Regions from separate parts of the Homo sapiens genome. Here region 1 is linked to region 2. A link is a loop called in an ENCODE intact Hi-C map of the cell type or tissue named here. Cell type or tissue: mesothelial cell of epicardium. All regions are shown on one strand. Each heading gives the region's core, and the rest is flanking DNA. Links, peaks and the distances in the headings are about the cores only.

Region 1 (4,388 bases), core at 102-4,101, 120 kb before region 2:
GTGCAGTTCAGTGGCCAGGCCTTGCCTCACCAGGGCTCTGAGCAGAATTTGCTGTAAATGGGGTTAATCTATACGATCCAGGGGATGCATGCCAGATAACTCATAAAAGCAAGAGAATGCAAGATTAGAGAAGCTTGCGGCTTCAGTGTGAACAAAGTGAAGTTGGACTTGGTCAATGACTGGGAGACACAGGGAAGAAACTTTGAGAAGCCAAGTGTAGTGGGTTGTGAAGTGTGTACACAGTGGGTACTGGATCCATGAACAGAATGGAAAGAATTCCTTTTTGTTTGTTTGTTTCAAAACAGGGTCTCGCTCTGTCACCCAGGCTGGAGTGCAGTGGAGCAATCATACCTCAATGCAGCCTTGACCTCCCGGGTTCAAGCGATCCTCCCACCTCAGCCTCCCAAGTAGCTAACTGGGACCACAGGTGTGTACCATCTTGCCTGGCTAGTTTTTAAATTTTATGTAGAGATGGGATCTCTCTATGTTGTCCAGGCTGGTCTCAAATTCCTGGACTCAACTGATCCTCCCACTTTAGCCTCTCAAAGTGCTGGGATCACAGGTGTGAGCCACTGTCCCCAATCAAAAATGTTCTTTATTTACCCTACATTAGGAGATATGAGTGACATGGGTTAACTGATGATTCTGAAGGAGAGAACTATTGAGGTGTGTGTGTGTGTCTGTGTAAGGGTCTAGAATCAATTTAAGATTTCAGCAAAAGCTAGACACCCTGCCGCCCTATCCACTGAGCCATGAACGCCTGTCTCAAACAGCTGAAGGTCAGAGCTGGTGAGTCTGGGTAACAAATATTGGCATAGCTTTATTTTGAGCAAAGTCAAGCTACTTCATCTTCCACCATGCTCCTTGGGAAAATATTTTCTAGGAGCCGAACTATTTTTGGACGCAAAACGAAACCTGCTCATCTCGTTTGGAGTTAAATATGGAGGGAACTAGGAGTGAGCATGTTTCTGTAAATATTCATTAATTCAACAAAATGGCCTTACTATGGGTAAGGCGCTGCGCTAGTTAGGTCTGGGAATACCAAGAGAAGAGCATTTTGAAATGACACATGTTTAGGTAAAAATACCTTGTGGTTAAATGCCAGTGTCTCTTGCTCAATTTAGGATAGTGAGTAGCTGAGGGCCTATGGTGGCAAGCTGGGGGTATAACTTTCCCTAGATGATGGGAATAGTCTTTTTTGTTTGATGTTACTTCTGCTAACTATGTTTCTCAGAGCAAAAGTAAACATGAAGGGCCAAGGGAGTTCCACAAATATTTGTTCTTCAGTTAATATTAATGTATGTTCGTGTTTACTTGAATTTTCAAGTGTACTCTGAATTGGTACTGACTGGCCATAAAGAAACGAGCAGCAAAACTGATAAGGACAATGAGAAGACAGGTGCTAGTTTCCTTTTTCTTTTTTTCTTTTTTTTTTTTTTTGTTGAGACAGGGTCTCACTCTGTTGCTCAGGCTGCCGTGCAGTGGTGTGATCATGGCCACTGCAGCCTCAAACTCCTGGGCTCAAGCAATGCTCCCACCTCAGCCTCTGGAGTAGCTGAGACTACAGGCACGTGCCACCATGCCTGGCTAATTTTTTTTTTTTTTTTTTTGTAGAGGTGGGGTTTCACCATGTTGCCCAAGCTGGTCTTGAACTCCTGAGCTCAAGCGATCCTCCCACCTTGCCTCACAAAGTGCGGAGATTACAGGTGTGAACCACCTTGGCTGGCTAGTTTCTTTGTAACTCTTTTCAGAGTCCTTAAATGGTGTCCCTGACAATTCTTGTTTTTGTTTTTTATCTTATTGGCCAATATTACTTAATCCCCAATACTAAAGTCAAAGAGAAGTTAACAATTACAGAGTACTCCTATGTAAGTGCTTTAAATTCATGGTCCTTAATTGGCCTCCAAGAGTTCTGTCGTTCCCATTTTACAGGCCCAGGAAACAGAAATGAAATCACTAGCCAAAGGTCAAGTGATTTGAGCCGGAGCCCGTCTGGCTCTAAAGCTCTCCAGAATTATGCAGATAAATGAAAAGACACACTTCCTTTGAGGAAGCATAGAAATTGGAAAATAAATGAAATCAGAGTTCGTTTTTCCCAGTGCATTGCAAAATTTTGCTTTCAGATTATTCATCACTTCATAGAGAATAGGGAAGAGGTGGGGCGATGGAGAACTCAAGCATCCAAAACCACTGTCAGTTGAGGATGACTATTTTTTGTCTTTTTTTTTTTTTAAATATGGAGTCTCGCTCTGTCTCCCAGGCTGGAGTGCAGTAGTGCCATCTTGGTTGACTGCAACCTCCACCTCCCAGGTTCAAGCAATTCTCCTTCCTCAGCCTCCTGAGTAGCTGGAATTACAGGCACTCGCCACCATGCCCGGCTGATTTTTGTATTTTTAATAGAGATGACGTTTCACCACGTTGGCCAGGCTGGTCTCAAACTCCTGACATCAAGTGGTCCACCCACCTCGGCCTCCCAAAATGCTGGGATTATAGGCATGAACCACCACACCCATCCAGTTAAAGATGATTTTGGAATAAGGATGAAGCATCTCTGAAATCATAATGCTGAAAAATTGGAAAATACAATTCAATTTAAAATGTTTGATCTACACCCAGCTTTTAGATTACTCATTCATAGCATAAACTAAAACACATTAGCAAGAAAGGAGGAGAGACAGCATGGTATATGAGAAAGAGGAGGGGCTTTGGAGTCAGATGATGCTGGATTCAAGAACATGTACAAGCTGTGTGACCTTAGGCAAACTGCTTAGCCTTTCTGAGCTGCAGTGTCCTTGTTTATGAACTGAAGGTAATAACACTCGCTTCAGCAGGGTTATTGTGAAGTTTAAATAGGATACAATACACAATGCACCCATCCCGTGGGGGATAATTAAGAAATATCAATTTCCTCCTTTTATCCATTTACTAGATATAAACTTGTTACTGAAGTATCTGAGGCCACTTCTAGGGCTTCAGATTGAGAATAGTATTGATAGGCTATAAAGGGATTAGCAAATAATCCTACTTTTTTTTTTTTTTTGAGACAGGGTCTCACTCTGTCACCCAGCCTGAAGTCTGGAATGCAGAGGCGCAATCTCGGCTCACTACACCCTCCACCTCCTGGGTTCAAGCAATTCTCCTGCCTCAGCCTCCCAAGTAGCTGGGATTACAGGCATGCACTACCACACCTGGCTAATTTTTGTATTTTTAGTAGAGACGGGGTTTCACCATGTTGGCCAGGCTGGTCTTGAACTCCTGACCTCAGGTGATTCGCCTGCCTCAGCCTCCAAAGTGCTGGGGTTACAGACGTGAGCCACCGCACCTGACTGACCCAAAGATGTGTACTTGTGACTCAAATGTGGAGATGTGTCCCTTTGTGGATTGGTGCCACAAATGTGCCAACAGACATATGCCTACTTTCTCAAGTCAAAGAATTCTTTCAACACAGCCCTTCATAAATGGAAAACCCGAATGAGTGTTCAACCTCTAAGTAAGTTTGGAAATCCCAACAGAACATCTCCCCTTAGAAATCCCAACAGAACATCTCCCCTTAGAAATCCCAACAGAACATCTCCCCTGAGGTTTATAATTCACTTGAATGGCAAACCCTACATGACGACAGAACTCTTTCCACTTAATGCCTATTATTCATCTTAGGAAACTGGTGTCCCAGGATCTCACACTGGAAAATGCTGTCTTCAGACCCGCTGAGATCTACTGCATTCCAACAGTATTAAAAGAAAGAAAGAAATGTCTAGCCACTTCTGACTTGACCTTGGCAATGGGAACTGGTTCCTATTGGCTTTCTCTTTCAAAGTCATTGTACGTCTCACATGCATTCACATTTTAGTTTATTGTACTTAACAAGGGGCAATTTATGCCCGTTTCAGAATGTGAGAGCTAAATGATTAGACGGGGGAGAGAAATGATATGGCCAAGAATCAAGAGCGTTTCCTGCCGCTAATGTCCACAATGAGGAAAAAATACGAAGGCTGTGCTTGCTTCAATATGGGCAGATACTAATTTTCCCCACTTAAAATTCCTTAAAAGTTCAAAGGTCCATATTTGGCACATCAAAGAGGATTTTATTGGGCACACCAGAAGGTTAGTCCTTTCCAAAGAGCCACAGAATCACAAGAGGAAATAAGCATGCAATTTATCACTTTGTCATGACTCAACCAGGTCCCAATCAACACGCTAAGATCCCTGAAGCCAACAGGAGCCATTGACTCAATAATCAACAGCAAGAGTCAGGATAGACAATACCAATGGATTTGCAGAATATTGTCCTACTTGAAATAGCTGTTATCCAGTGTCAATCATAAAGCTGGAACTGCTTTCATGGCGCATGAAAACATTTCGACGCTGTGGTCAGCAAAAGACACATT
Region 2 (4,388 bases), core at 245-4,244:
TCTTGGTTATTTCCTTTCTTCTGCTGGGTTTGGATTTGGTTTCTTCTTGTTTCTCTAGTTCCTTGAGGGGTGACCTTGGAGTGTCAGTTTGTGCTCTTTCAGTCTTTTTGATGTAAGCATTTAGGGCTATGAGCTTTCCTATTAGCACCACCTTTGCCATATCCCAGAGGTTTTGATAGGTTGTGTCATTATTGTCATTCAGTTTGAAGAATTTTTTAATTTCCATCTTGATGTCATTTTTGATCCAATGCTCATTCAGGAGCAGGTTATTTAATTTCCATGTGTTTGCATGGTTTTGAAGGTTCCTTTGGGAGTTGATTTCCAGTTTTATTCTGCCGTGGTCTGAGAGAGTACTTGATATAATTTCAATTTTCTTAAATTTATTGAGGCTCGTTTTGTGGCCTATCATATAGTCTATCTTGGAGAAAGTTCCATGCGCTGTTGAATAGAATGTGTATTCTGCGGTTGTCAGATGAAATGTTCTGTATGTATCTGTTAAATCCATTTGTTCCAAGGTATAGTTTAAATCCATTGTTTCTTTGTTGACTTTCTGTCTTGATGACCTGTCTAGTGCTGCCAGTGGAATACTGAAGTCCCCTACTATTACTATGTTGCTGTCAATCTCATTTCTTAGGTCTGTTAGTCATTGTTTTATAAATGTGGGAGCTCCAGTGTTAGGTGCATATATATTTAGAATTGTGATATTTTCCTGTTGGACAAGGCCTTTTACCATTATATAATGTCCCTCTTTGTCTCTTTTAACCACTGTTGCTTTAAAGTTTGTTTTGTCTGATATAAGAATAGCTACCCCTGCTTGCTTTTGGTGTCCATTTGCATGAAATGCCTTTTTCCACCCCTTTAAGTTTATGTGAGTCCTTATGTGTTAGGTGAGTCACCTGAAGGCAGCAGATGGTTGGTTGGTGAGTTCTTATCTATTCTGTGATTCTGTGTCTTTTAAGTGGAGCATTTAGGCCACTTACATTCAATGTTAGTATTGAAATGTGAGGTACCATTGCATTCATCATGCTCTTTGTTGCCTGTGTACTTTGGTTTTTTCATTTTTTGTTTTTGCTTTTTAACTTGTATTTTTGTTTTATGGTCCTGTGTGATTTATGCTTTAAAGAGGGTCTGTTGTGATGTGTTTCCAGGATTTGTTTCAAGATTTAGAGCTCCTTTTAGCAGTTCTTATAGTGGTGACTTGGTAATGGCAAATTCTTGGTAATGGGTGAATTCTCTTAGCATTTGTTTGTCTGAAAATACTGTATCTTTCCTTCATATATGATTGTTAGTTTCACTGGATACAAAATTCTTGGCTAATCATTGTTTTGTTTGAGGAGGCTGAAGATAGGGCCCCAATCCCTTCTAGCTTGTAGGGTTTCTGCTGAGAAATCTGCTGTTAATCTGATGGGTTTTCCTTTATAGGTTAGCTGGTGCTTCTGTCTCACAGCTCTTAAGATTGTTTCCTTCGTTTTAACTTTGGATAACCTGATGACAGTGTGCCTAGGCAAAGACCTTTTTGCGATGAATTTCCCGGGTGTTCTTTGTGCTTCTTGTATTTGGATGTCTAGGTCTCTAGCAAGGCCGGGGACGTTTTCCTCGATTATTCCCCCAAATATGTTTTCCAAGCTTTCAGAATTCTCTTCTTCAGGAACACTGATTATTCTTAGGTTTGGTCATTTAACATAATCCCAGACTTCTTGGAGGCTTTGTTCATATTTTCTTATTCCCTTTTCTTTGTCTTTGTTGGATTGGGTTAATTCAAAGACCTTGTCTTCGAGCTCTGAATTTCTTTCTTCTACTTGTTCAATTCTATTGCCGAGACTTTCCAGAGCATTTCGCATTTCTAAAAATGTGTCCAAAGTTTCCTGAATTTTTAATAGTTTTTTCTTTAAGCTATCTATTTCCTTGAATATTTCTCCCTTCACTTCTTGTATCATATTTTGGAATTCGTTGCACTGGGCTTTGCCTTTCTCTGGTCCCTCCCTGATTAGCTTAATAACTAACTTTCTGAATTCTTTTTCAGGTAAATCAGGGATTTCTTCTTGGTTTAGATCCATTGCTGGTGAACTAGTGTGATTTTGGGGGAGTGTTGAAGAGCCTTGTTTTGTCATATTACCAGGGATGGTTTTCTGGTTCCTTCTCATTTGGGTAGACTCCGTCAGACGGAAGGTCTAGGGCTGAAGGCTGTTGTTCAGATTCTTTTGTCCCAGGGGGTTTTCCCTCTTTTTGGTACTCTTCCCCCTTTTCCTATGGATGTGGCTTCCTGTGAGCCAAACTGCAGTGATTGTTGTCTGTCTTCTGGGTCTAGCCACCCAGCGAGTCTACCTGGCTCCAGGCTGGTACTGGGGGTTGTCTGCACAGAGTCCTGTGATGTGAACTGTCTATGGGTCTCTCAGCCATGGATACCAGTGCCTGTTGCCATGGAGGTGGTGGAGGGTGCAATGGACTCCGTGAGGGTTCTTAGCTTTGGTGGTTTAATGCGCTATTTTTGTGCTGGTTGGCCTCCTGCCAGGAGGTGGCGCTTTCCAGAGAGCATCAGCTGTGGTAGCGTGGCGAGGAACCCGTGGAGCTCTAGAACTCTCGAGTTTCTATGGCCTTTGTCTTCCGCTACCAGGGTGGGTAGGAGGGAAGGACCATCGGGTTGGGGTGAGGCTAGGCGTTTCTGACCTCTCACTCTCCTTGGGCGGGTCTTGCTATGGGTTAAGTAGATGACATTCCCAGGTCACTGGTGTTGTGTACCAAGGAGGATTATGGTTGCTTCTGCTGAGTCATGCAGGTTGTCAGGGAAGTGGGGGAAAGCTGGCAGTCACAGGCCTCACCCAGCTCCCCTGCAAAACGAAGGGCCGGTCTCACTCCCACCATGCCCACCACAACAGCCCCCAGACCATTTCCAGGTGGAGAGCGATAGGGGCTTGAAAACCTGCCCCAGACTATCCGCCTCCCAGCTGCCAAAGAAGAGGGTTTAGTTCGTGCCGCCGCTGTGGAGTCTGCACACTGGATTTGCACCCTCCCCTGAGTTCTGGCCAGGAGGCTTCTTACCCTGTTCAAATTGTTACACAGTTCAGCTAGAGATTTGCTTCTCCCTGTGGAGTTTTAGCCCTTGCTCCTACCCATTGGATCCCCGTGGTGCCAGACAGGAATGGGCTGCTGGGGGACCCAGTGAGCTCCCAGGGCCTTGCTGCTGCTTCCTCTACGCCTGTATTTTGCTTGGCTTTCCAAATTGACTCAGCGCCAGATAAAGTTGGAAACTTCTCCTGCAAACAGACCTTCAGCTTCCCCCGTGAGGGTGAGTGTTCGGGAGAGGAGGGTCTCCCTTTCCCACTTCCGCAGTTGGGGCATTCGCAGTTTTGGGGGGCTCTCCTGGGTCCTGCAGGAGCAGTCCGTTTCCTTCAGAGAGTCTGTGGGTCCTCTCGGGATTGCTGGTTTGTCCTTGCAGTCAATCTGGTGCTAAAATTCACAATGCGAGCTGCCGCCCGCTGCTCTCTCTGGAGCTGCAATCTAGTCCTGCCTCCCATCCGCCATGATCTCACCAAAACCTCTTCTTTTATTTCATAATTTTTAGAGACAGAGTCTTGCTCTGTTGTCCAGGCTGCAGTGCAGTGGCATGACCATAGCTCATTGTAGCCTCCAACTCCCGGATTCAAGCAATCCTCTGACCTCAGCCTCCTAGGGAGGCCATTCTTCGGTCTATCACCCCTGGGTAGATCCCTGAATGTTCCTTCTTTCTCCCCTCCAACAGCAGCATCTCCTCCACGTACACCTAGCCCAGTCCCTTTACGCCGCAGACATTCAGCTCATTAGCTCACTTTCATTTTTTGTTTTTTTCTTTTTGAGACGGAATCTTGCTCTGTTGCCCAGACTGGAGTGCAGTGGCATGATCTTGGCGCACTGTAACCTCTGCCTCCCAGGTTCAAGCAATTCCTCTGCCTCAGTCTCCCCAGTAGCTGGGACTACAGACACACACCACCACGCCTAGCTAATTTTGTATTTTTAGTAGAGACGGGGTTTCACCATGTTGGCCAGGCTGGTCTCAAACTCCTGACCTCCGGTAATCCGCACACCTTGGCCTCCAAAAGTGCTGGGTTTACAGGCGTGAGCCACCATGCCTGGCCCCATTAGGTTACTTTCATTCCACCTTCATGCTTATGGCCATTCCTCTTATGCTGCTGGGTGGACATAGAGCTTCACCACCATCCTCCTGCATGTCCTCTGTGTCTGCTGAGCACTAACTGCGTGCCCGGCACAGTACTGAGCCCATTGCTCATCTCAGCAGGTTCATCCCAGCAACCTGGGAGGGAAACAAAATCATTTTTCTGTCATTTTCCCACTGAGGAAACAGTGGCTCAGAGACACTAAGTTCCTTACCTGAGGTCACACAGCCAGTGCAA

What was found. A loop is a pair of places that touch in the nucleus more often than their neighbours do. Peaks named below come from ENCODE experiments on the same cell type or tissue, not always from the same donor. Only the 100,000 strongest peaks of a DNase experiment are listed, where the experiment ranks them.
Region 1: a loop joins it to region 2, with 19 times the contacts of the local background. A loop is called at or near these places in 1 of 110 quality-filtered maps.

What each region holds. Positions count from the first base shown.
Region 1 is chr12:116,635,829-116,640,216 of GRCh38, forward strand. No RefSeq gene overlaps it. Among named protein-coding and RNA genes, the nearest start is that of LINC03088, 24 kb to the right of the region's middle. In mesothelial cell of epicardium, for the core only: no CTCF peak of the experiment used is centred there; no DNase peak of the experiment used is centred there.
Region 2 is chr12:116,757,336-116,761,723 of GRCh38, forward strand. The region is part of intron 5 of RNFT2 (ring finger protein, transmembrane 2); the gene reads left to right. Among named protein-coding and RNA genes, the nearest start is that of RNFT2, 21 kb to the left of the region's middle. RefSeq lists enhancers at 2,286-2,870, 2,396-3,595. In mesothelial cell of epicardium, for the core only: no CTCF peak of the experiment used is centred there; DNase peaks (open chromatin) are centred at 2,537 and 3,200.